2 separate regions of the Homo sapiens genome follow, and region 2 is linked to region 1. A link is a loop called in an ENCODE intact Hi-C map of the cell type or tissue named here. Cell type or tissue: CD4-positive, alpha-beta T cell. All regions are shown on one strand. Links, peaks and the distances in the headings refer to the core of each region. The heading gives the core; the rest is flanking DNA.

Region 1 (5,431 bases), core at 296-5,295:
GCCCTTACTGGAGACCCCTCCCTGAGACTCAGTCCTTTTGTGAAGCAAAGCGGTGACCCTCCCTCCCGCAAGGGGCCACTGGGAGTCACACTGTGCACAGAGCACCGGGCTGGCCCAAACTAAGAAAGCATGTCTGATGGTGCCAAGCGGTGGCCTGGGTGGATCCGGCTGCAGCACTGTGGTGCGGGAGACAGTGGCTTGGCCTGGCACCATGGGCTCTAAGTATGGCCTCTCCAGGAAGCTGACAACAGGCGTGGCCTCAGCACCTCCCTGCCCGGTGGGAGGGGAAAGCTGAGCCTGAAGGGACAGGAAGAGCCTTGTGTTGGGGGCTGCCCAGAGGCGCGTGTGCTGATGGGGGCTCCTGAACACGCGGCCACACCTGCTGAGGAGCGGGGGCAGCTGCAGGCAGCCCGAGAACAGACGGAGACTAAGCTTGAACGAGGCCGCCTTGGGAGGGCGGGGCGGGGCGGGATTTCTCCTGAACTTCCTGCATTTCCTATGACCATTTTTTAAATTGTTATTTTGAAAGCCAGTTGAGGGTTTCAGAATGACAGTGAGCGTAAGCTGCAGCAGCCCCTGGCTGCCCCTGGCAGGACCCCCTCCTGCCGCTTCCCACTGCCAACGGGGCAGAGTCGCGTGGCTCGGCAGCACGGCCTTCCTCCCATGCACACGGCCGCAGGAGGCCGAGGAGTCCCGTGCCCGGGATGGAAGCCCCAGCCTCACTCTGCACAGGCGCAGAAGCAACGGTGCTTTCCTGCGCCAGCCCCAGCACCCGCGGCCTCCTGCAGACGGTCACTGCAGGCTCAAGGCGGCCACTGCAGGTCTGGAAACTGCTCCAGAAAGGCTGTTTGTTGCCCTGGGGCTGGGACCAGACAGGCTGTGAGACAAATATGGTGGAAAATCCGGCCCTCACCCTCTGCCCCTCAGGAGCCTGGCTTGGGGCCACTGGCTGGGGCCAGGGCTCTTGCTGCTGGGGGGGAAGCTGGCGGGGGGGGGGGGGCTGCAGAGCCCACCTCTGCCTGGAGCGGCGCCAGCACCCGCAGCCCAAGGCCGTCTTCAGCCGGTCCCAAGCCTCAGGCTTTCTGTCGCTTGTGCACCACCCCAGAAAGCTGCCTGCCCAGGCGACCCAACCCTCTCCAGGCTCCCTCTGCCCCTCCTGCTCACGATGCAGCTCAGCTCTTACGGGGGAATCTCTGGAAGAACACGCCTTCCCTTGGGGTGCTCAACCCCCACAGCCCACTCACCAGGGGACAGGGCACCTGGGCTTCCCGTGCCCTCTGGGCCCTGTCACATGTGCGGCGGACACAGACCGGGTGTCTACTCCAGACAGGACCTCACCCTCCTGCCAGACAGGCTCACCCAGGACCACCCGCTTTCCCAAGCATGTGGCCTGGGCTCCATCTGGGACCAGCCCCTTGGCCCTGTGACCCAAGCCTGCTCTCCCCGTCACACGCATCCCATCACCCACAGCCAGGGAGCAGGGACAGAAGAGCCACCTCGAGACAGGGCCTGGCCTCGCACACCCACGGCTCTGCTGTCCACCAGAACAAAGCAGCAGATCCACTTGCCTCCAGCCTGTTACCCCACCTGGGAAACAAACTGCCTGGATGGTGGAGCCATCAGCCACAGTCCAAGCCCCTGGCCTGGCCCTGTGGGAGGAGCTGCCCTGAGGAGCAAGGGGAGGCAGGGTTACACTCAGGTCTCCCGAGTCTTTGGGCTCTGTGTCCTGGAACATTCTCAGCTCAACTGCAGTTCAAGAAAAGCTTGCAAGTCTTCCTATATGCCAGCCCCATGCAAGGTACTGGCAGTGCAGGGTGAGTGGCCATGGTGCCTCCCTGGAGACCCTGGTGGAAACGCCTCGATCCCTCACAGCAGGCCCGAGTGCGTCCCCAAAAGACACAGCCACCAGGAGCCTCGGAATGTGGCCTTATTCGGAATAAAGGTCTCTGAAGATGTAATTAAGTTGAGGATCTGGAGGTCCTGAATTGGGATGGGCCCTAAAGCCAATGATAGACACCCTGATAAAAGACAGAAAAGAGAAGATGACGCAGGCATGGGGGCGAGGGAGTGTGAAGGTGGAGCAGAGGCAGTGATGTGAAGATGCCAGCCTGGGAATGGAGTGACATGGCGGCAAGCTGAGGACACCACGAGTGGCCAGCAGCCACCAGACGCCGGGAGAAGGCACAGCGGGTCCTCCCACGGAGCCGCCCAGAGGGCCCACCCTGCCAGGTCTCAGGCTTCCCATCTCCAGGACTACAAGAGAAACTTCTGTTGTTTGCAGACACTGAGCTACGGAACTTGGTTGTGGCGGGAAACTCGCTTTCTCCACGCCTCCTGTGTCTCTGCATCCCTGATAACACCCTGCAGACTCTGAGCACCTGCGGCCACGCCTGCAGGCAGCAGCCTCACCTGCGCTCACGCTGCGCCCTCACCGGAGCACCTGCCAACCCAGCAGCCCACTTCCCCTAATCTCCTTCACCATTTTCTGACCCAGGCCAGCAGGTGGGGAGCCTGTCCTGCCCCTTATCACTAGGACCCGCCCTCTGAGGCCTGGACTGTCAGGCACGTTGAAGGTGGTTTGGGGTGGTGTGGGGTTTTCCGTTGAAATGGATTTGATTAAGTCAATCACATCAAAGTGCTCTTAGGTGAAGACAACAGAGAAGAGGGCGGGTCCGGCAGGCTCCCTCGGGCCCCTGATGCAGGAGGCTCCAACGAGCGGTGGCGTAAAGCCCTGGGTTTGGTGCAGTCTCTGTCTGGAGGGACCTCAGCACCCGAGATCACGCAGAGCAGTGTTTACAAAAAAGACTGGAAACCGGCGGCCTTTTATGACCAGGCCTGGGGGGCTGAGGGCAGGCAGGTCCGACTCAAACGCTTCCTCCAGGAAACTGGTCCCTGCTTTCCCAGCCGCTTCCTCCAATCACCAACTTAAGCCCAAAGAGAAAATGGAGTTTGAGGTCTCACCACAAAGAGGAACAAGCCAACCCCGGGCTCCGGAGCCCTGGGCTTTTCCTATGAAACGCCACTGATGGGGAGGCCACAACGCCACCCGGAGCCCTGGGCTTTTCCTATGAAACGCCACTGACGGGGAGGCCACAGCGCCACCCGGAGCCCTGGGCTTTTCCTATGAAACGCCACTGACGGGGAGGCCACAGCGCCACCCGGAACAGGCTGGTGCCTGCAGCCATGTGACTGCCAATTCAACCAAATGCTGTTTATGCATTTGGCAGATTTAAGTGATTCACCCAAGCTCTTTCTCTTTCCAAGTAATTTTTGTTCCCCAGAAGCAAATGCCTGACCACAAGTACCTAAGGCCTCTAAACGGTATAATGAAACCACCTCCTAATCCTTCCTGGGGGAGCTTCTGGTGTCCCAAGGAGAAGTAGAGCCTGGGGACGTGGGGACAGCAGGGCGGGACAGGGCAAGGCAGGCTCCCTCCCAGGGTTCAGTGCTGGGTACCACAAAAACGGGAGGGTCAGTGCCCAGGACGGGGCTGGAGAAGGTGTCTGCAGCGGCTGAAGAAGGTGCAGCCCAGTATGGGGCCTCTGGGGAGGGCACTGGAGGCAGAGGGGTCCCCCAGGCAGAACCGGGCTCCCGTGCACTCCAGAGGCAGTTCCATCTCTCACTCTCCTCCTGCCCCTCCTGAGACCCCCCTGAAGCTGTTCTCTTGACGTCCCTGAGAAGCTGTGTCCCATAGGCCACTTGTCCCAGGTCCCTCTCCCTGGATGAGCTCAGGATTCTAACGCGGTGAGTGGGAATCCGTTTTGGGGTTTCAGTTTTCCCCCGATGCCTAGTGGCTGCTTCCTAGGCCATGGCTGGTGAAGTTAAGACGCCTCACGAGGCCACAAACCTCTCAAGAAGAGGTGGACCCTGGCAAGCTCACCAAGGGGCCTGGGTGGCGGCTGTAGTGGCCATGCTGCGATGGCACCACCTGGCACTGAGGCTCTTGTTCCATCCACTGCAGATGGCAGAGGGGGGTCTTTGTCCCAAGAGGCTGGGAACCCCCCATGCCCTATGGCTGTCAGGTGTTGGTGGCCAGGCAGGGGCACTCAGCCCACCGGCTTCCCAGGGGACGGAGCTACCTCCCAGGCCCACACGCGCTCCCGCCTAAAGCCCTTGTTTAGTCAGAACATTGCCGTGGGGCTAAGGCACACAGTTGCTGCGACTGCAGGATGGCCCCTTCGGCAACAGCTGCCTCCCCTCAGCTGCTTCATGCTGGCTGGAGCCTTACTGGGCTTGGAAGAGCAGATGGGCTGGGGCGCCGTCTGAGTCCTCGCCACTGTGGAACTACTATGGACATACTGTTTTCTGGTGCTTGCATGCAAGCGATCGTTCCGATGAGGTCTGGGATTCTTGGCTATCTTCAAACAGAGCTTGGAGATGCTGCTCCTGAGTGGCTGAGAACCTGTGGCCTCGTGGACTCTCCCACTTGGGGATAACCAAGGCTCTTAACACCTTGCCTGGCTACTCCCAGCTCTCCTCGCCCTGGGATCGAGGACCTGTGTGCAGGATGTGCATAATCCGTGATCCATCTTGAGGGCCACCCTCCATGCTGCCCGAGCTTGACAGCCGCTTCCAAGGGAGCTCTGCCGCTGTTTCTCCCTTGTGTCCTCCTGACACTTCCCGATGCATCCCCGAGTTCTGGGAGGCACCTCCACGTCCCTTCCTCTTCTGCCACATTCCCATGCCTTGCCACGGTCCCCTCTGAAACAGCGGGGGTTCCTCCAGCAGGTTTGCCCACTTCGCTTTTTCTGCCTTGCCCTGCTGCTAGGTGAGGTCTCTATGAATTCTTGGGGGGACTCTGGGTGCTCCTTCACTCAGAGAGCTTTCTCTCACCTGTTTCCACACAGCTCTGAGCCCAAAGGGTTTCACCCTCCACACCCTGCATCCTGTGCTCTGTATGGCCCCTTCTGAGCTTCCGGCCCCTTCATGCCAGGGCTCTCCCCCTCCTGCTTGGGGAGTGGTGGGATGCCGGGGCAGGTGTGGCTGCCATCCGTTCCTGTCAGTCAGGGACCACCTCTTCTTGCATCTCTGGCTGCCTCGAGCCTGTGGCTCTCATGAGCTGCTGGGGGGGCCTTGGGGGTTGGAGGTCAGGTAAAGACAGGAAGTCTGTGTTGTTCAAAGCCTTGCACATGGGCTAATTTGTTACAGCAGCCATTGGACACTTGTGCAGTATGCCCACCGGGGCAGGTGGGAAGCTTGTGTGGCACGCCCACCAGGGCAAGTGATGTGGCTGTGAAGGGACCTAGGGCAGGGATACACATTGTACAGGGGGCACCAGACACACGGTTGGGGAAGAAAGCAAGGTGAAGCTGTGACTGGTGTGAGCGGTGTGAGCAGTGTGAACTGTGAGTGGTATGAACTGTCTGAGTGGTGTGAGCTGTGTGACTGGTATGAACTGTGTGAGTGGTGTGAGCTGTGTGACTGGTATGAA
Region 2 (5,431 bases), core at 183-5,182, 71 kb after region 1:
TGCTTATAGCTTTCCCCAAACTGTCTCAAGTTCTGATCTTTATCATCAATCAGCAGGTTGGTCTGCCTGTATACTGGGAGAGGGGAGGGGCCTGCGTCTCTGCCCACGCCCAGGGCAGGCAGGAGACCTGTAAGGAAGCGCTCCAGGCACAGAGATACCACCCCGGGTGGCCACTCGCCCCCATTGACAGCCAGAGCCGAACAAGGCGGCATCCCACTCAGGAGGGTGGCTGAGAAGACCAAGGTCTCGCCACGTGCCCAAGTATTAGTCAGCAGCAGCAGGAGAAATGGTGGTTCACAGAGCTTTATTTTTATCTCCAGTTATACACAGACAGCAGAGAGGGAGGTTCAGAGAAACACACAGCTCAACGGAGCTTTTTAGGTGAGGAGGAAAATCTGGCTGGGAAGGGAAATGACACCAAGTAGAAGGCCTGGTCGTCCACTAACGTGAGCCCAGATTCAGCTCTGAGCTTCCCAACACCAAGTAGAAGGCCTGGTCGTCCACTAACACGAGGTCCGATTCAACTCCAAGCTTCCTAACGCCCAGTAGAAGGCCTGGTCCTCCATTAATATGAGCCCAGAATCAGCTCTGAGCTTCCCAACACCAAGTAGAAGGCCTGGTCCCCCACTAACGTGAACCCAGATTCAGCTCCGAGCTTCCCGACACCAAGTAGAAGGCCTGGTCCTCCACTAATGTGAACCCAGATGCAGCTCCGAGCTTCCCAACCAGGAAGAGACAGGGTCAGGGCCACAGGGCACAGGCCCTTACTTGATGTAAGAGCCGAGGGGCTCAAGAGGAAGTCTGGGAAGCTGCTCTGAGTGGTCCTGCAGGGCCTGGCCTGGAACCCGGGTTCCTCCCTAGGAGGGTCCTGCCTGACACAGCTGGGAGCGCCCGTTAGGTGTGGGGGTCCCCGGGGAAGACAAGGCCCCGCAGTGGGCTCGGGGACACAGGATGCTCCGCCCAAAAGCACGGGGCCACACTCCCCAGGAACCCGCCAGTGGACACACCAGACTACCCTGCCTCAGATCCGGGTCAGAAGACAGATGCCGCATCCCAGTGTAAAGGAAACAGTGCGGGCTACTGGGCCGGGTGAAAATGCAAGATGTGAACCAGGAGCTGCACGTCGGCCACGTGTGGAGAAGGCTGGGCCTTCAAGAGGACTGAGAGGAACAGAAGGAGGAAAAGCAAATTAAAAGTCCACACCGCGAGGCGCCCTCTGATGACTGGCAACCCCGTGGTACAGAGGGTTAGAGATCCCCCTCCAGGCCCATCGGGAGCCCGGGCCAAGGGACCAGCACCCCGTGGGTTTCCTGCCCTCACTCACCATGATGCACCGGCTATATACTCACTAAACTCTCACACTCAAAGTATGTCCGCGGGCCAGCAGCGCTGGCACCGCCTGGGGCCGGCTGGAAATGTGGGCTCCTGGCCCCACCCCAGGCCGGCTGGGTCAGCCGCATTTTCACAAGTCCTGGGTGACTGGGGGTCCGGGACAGGCAGGAAAGCTGCTCTGAGTGGTCCCGGCTCCGTGTGGAAGAAACACTTGTCTGTGACTTTGCCTCCCTCAGATCACCTTGGAGTGTCTCTGGGCTTCACCCGCAGAGAATCAATCCCTCAACAAAATCACCTCCAAGGCATCCTCGCATTACTTCTCCACTGGAAAGCTGGGTGGTTCAAGTTCTAAAAGAAAAGCCGGCTTATTTTTAGCCTTGTAAAATGCACAACCAGATGGATAGACACGCAGAGCTGACATTTGTTACATAAAAAGTATGACAGTAGGTCCCGAGTCCATTCTAGAGCAGCCTCACAGCTGGGAAGGAGAAGAGGCATCAAGCTGCACAGCTGCCCCAAGGGCCCCCAGGACACCCGGTGCTGGGCCCAGAACCGGGGAAGCCAGGAGCAAACATGTGACGGGGTGCCCGGCAGGAGGCCAGGACCATAGGCCTCCTCCCCAGTCCACACCCCAGACCAGGGGCCTCTGCAGCCACCAGGCTTCTGACCACCAAGCGCCTGCACTGTGGGGGATGGGTGTCTGGGCCACACAGAGAGCCCCCACCCCTTGCCTCACAGGGTCAGGAGGCAAGGAAAGAGCACCCTCCAAAATGCGAGTCCACACCTGACTGGAAAGTTTTCCCACACTAGGGCTAAGCTGACGCTCTGGAAGGACAACCCGTCCATACCAACCGTGCGGGAGGAGCTGTCCCCAGCCCTCGGCAGCCCCTGGGCTCAGGACCTTCTCTCTTCTCTGCTCCATGAGCTCCGGCAACACCATAAGGAAAGAACGAGGCAAAACCATCACGGGGCCACTAGAGTCACTCCAAGGCAACGTGACAGACCACCCAGAAAGCCAACAAAATGAACTTCAAAGCTATAGACTAACGAGAATTTAGCCAAGTGCAGTCATGTGCAAGAGGCAGCGAAGTCTCAGCCACACACAAGGTGAACCTTGTAAAAGTGGAGCGTTCCTTCACATCAGCAGCAGCCAGCGTGGAAACGGTCCCACTCCAGTCCCACAGGCCGGGAGCAGCAAGGGCGCAGCCTGCCTGGGGCTCTGCGGTGAGGGGCTGCGTGGGAGGCCTCAGATCCCTACAGGGGGAAACATCCTAACTGCACTCATCCTGGGAAAGAGGAGAACTAATGCGAGAAGGAGAGAGCTTTCTCACTCTCCGTCAAGCGATACTCCCTACGGGCTGCAATTTCCAACGCAAAAAGTGAAACCACAGAAGCGCTAGAAGAAAGTACAGATGCAGGTTTATGAATTAAATTATTATTAACTGTGCTGGGAAGGACTGCTGTCACATAAAGGCAAGGCCGGACGCAGCCACAAAGGCAGATGATGAATCTGACCACACACAAATTAAACACATCCATAGAGAAAAAAGCTAAGTAGCAACATTAAAAGATAAATGAGGAACGTGGGAGGGAAGCTGCTGAAGGCTCAGCCTGTGTACCAGGAAGGGCGAGAGGAACCTGCGGCTGCCATCCCACAGGACACATGCCGCTAACAAGCGCGGGCAGGCAATTCAAAAAGTGTGGAAACACGTGAAATGTGTTTAGAGCTGAATGCTCTAAACATTTAAGGTAAAAAGATGATGAACCTCATTGATAATCAAAGAAACTCAAAGCATGAGTGCCATCTTTTAATCTCTTAGACTGGCAAAGAATAGAAACATTGCTGATACCCAAAGCTGGAGAGGATTCAGGGGAAAAGGCGATCAAACCCTCCCGCTCCTGGAGCAAGTGAAAATGGGTTTTCCCTTCCCGCCAGCTCCGCTGGCAGCAGGTGGTCTGGTTCTCTCCCCTGCAGGTGCCTCCCGCCACCCACTGCACTCGCTCCTGCCTCCCTGTCTTGTCAGTCTCTCTGCTTCCCCTCTGCCCGGTTACCCCACGACAGCATGGCCCATAAACAATGCTCAGAGAGGGACCAATTGAGCGGCCACACGTGTTAAGGTATTTCACACGGACCCCTTTGCCTGAGCAATGTCGTTCCTAAAAATGTATCCTAGGGAAACAATGCCAAGTGCACAAAGATCTGCAACGATGTTCATCAATACGTCGTTTATGATATTTATAAAACAGAAACACCTCACAGTCCTGTGACAGGAAACTAAGTAAGCAGAGAAAGTCACAGCTGCTCAGGGGAGCACTGCAGAGTCGGGAATCTCAGCCTCGACTGCTGGTAAAACTCAAGAGGGGCTTAAAAAAAAAGCCTGAGCCCCTGAGCCCCACCCCCAACCCACCAAACCCCCCCAGTTCACCCACAGTTCACGGGTGTGGGGCTTGAGCATCTGCATTTTTTAAGAGTGCCCAGTGAATGACTCGGGTCCACAGCCTGGGGCTGAGAACTGTTGTAAATTCAGCCAACAAATGATGCCTCAGGTCTGGAAGAGGCTGGCAACATATCGCTGAATCAACAAGCACCTTACGGCAAATTGGCATGCAGAGCAGGATCCCACTTCTGCTAACAAAGAGAGAGTGTTTCTCCACGGCTGTACCTGGGACTGTATTTCCAGAAAAAGGCTGGGAGGTGACACCGTGATCCCAATGCTGAAGTTACAGATACCGTGGCATAAAGTATAGAATGTTTTTAAATGCATACATTTTAATGCTTTCATAATTAGGAAAAAACAAAGGTGTTTCTAATTTTAAGAGATGACTTGAGGAGTCTGGTGGCCCCTGGTCCTGCCTCACTGCCTGCCCGGCCCGGCGCCCAGGGCGGGCCGTCCACAGCCTGCAAGGGCCTGTCCACTCCAGCCTTCCCCAGATGAAGGCAAAGCCCCTCAGGGAGGAGCTACTTCCTGCTGGCGGGCTAATGCCACGTCAGGCTGGAGACTCAATGCTGTGACCCCGAGACGGGCGAGCGCCCCCCAGGTTGCAGAGCTGCTTAGCGGGAAGGTACCGGAGCCTCCTCTCAGGTTCACTTGGTATCACCAGGACACCAAGACAGAGAGGAATGAAGGGGCTCGCCCAACGCCATGCAGCTCTGGTGCAGAGCAGCAGCAGAAAGACCCCCTAACCAAGTTCAACCCCAAAAATGAATTTTTCACCGAAGTCAGAGAAGGGATAGAATGGGAGCATGTGAGGGGCTGAGGGGAAGGAAAACTGGAGACCCTCAGTTCTGGCATGACAAAGACGTGCAGAGAATTCTGTACATGCACCAAATATCTGCCAAATTAGGAAAATGGTTCTGGAGTCCACAAGGATTAAAAGGAACAGAGGACATTTAGTCTTATATGTCGCAACTATGCCTATCAGTTGAAATTTACCTGGCACTTTGTTAAACAGCACTCTTAATTTCTTTTTTCCTTTTCTCTGCATACTAAATTTGATATATTAATTAGGTGTTTTAATCTAAAAAATTCATCGGAAGGTCTAGCATTGCCATAGCAACCGTGCAGATTCAGTAAACTCGAGACACCAACACAGCACCAGGGCCTCCTTAAGCCAGTGCTGCCACGGGGCCACGAAAGTACCAGGCAAATGACTGCACCAACCTGAAAGGGGTGGGACTCAGGGGCAACAGTCCCTTCCTAAAAGACTCTCCTTTCTCCTTCCAAACTGAATCCCTTCCACCAACACGAGTCCCCGGCATCCACACTCAGAGGTGCAGAACATTCTTCTGCAAACCCTGTGCTATGACTCCCAAGTTGTCTGTGCCCTGCCAGTGACAGGAAGAAGCGGAGGGAAGCGGTCACCGCCCAGAGATGTCCTCTGCTATTCGGGCCAGGGCCTAGTCTTGCCCTCCTGATTTCACCACACAAAGCCCAGCTGAGTCCCGGCGGGTGCTCAGTTTGGGGATGTGGCTGCATACCAAGCCATACGGAGCCAGCAGCATCCGTGGGACACCGTCAGCCGAATCTCTGCCGTCCTACTACAGGCAAATACGGTGATGCTGGGGATGTGAAAGAATTCCCAAGTCAGACCGTGAGCC

What was found. A loop is a pair of places that touch in the nucleus more often than their neighbours do. Peaks named below come from ENCODE experiments on the same cell type or tissue, not always from the same donor. Only the 100,000 strongest peaks of a DNase experiment are listed, where the experiment ranks them.
Region 2: a loop joins it to region 1, with 8 times the contacts of the local background. A loop is called at or near these places in 12 of 110 quality-filtered maps.

Annotation. Positions count from the first base shown.
Region 1 is chr10:132,229,693-132,235,123 of GRCh38, forward strand. The region is part of intron 2 of STK32C (serine/threonine kinase 32C); the gene reads right to left. Among named protein-coding and RNA genes, the nearest start is that of DPYSL4, 45 kb to the left of the region's middle. RefSeq lists an enhancer at 561-640. In CD4-positive, alpha-beta T cell, for the core only: no CTCF peak of the experiment used is centred there; DNase peaks (open chromatin) are centred at 709, 2,849 and 3,119; H3K4me3 peaks cover 988 bases; H3K27me3 peaks cover 190 bases.
Region 2 is chr10:132,300,593-132,306,023 of GRCh38, forward strand. The region is part of intron 1 of STK32C (serine/threonine kinase 32C); the gene reads right to left. Among named protein-coding and RNA genes, the nearest start is that of STK32C, 4.6 kb to the right of the region's middle. In CD4-positive, alpha-beta T cell, for the core only: no CTCF peak of the experiment used is centred there; no DNase peak of the experiment used is centred there.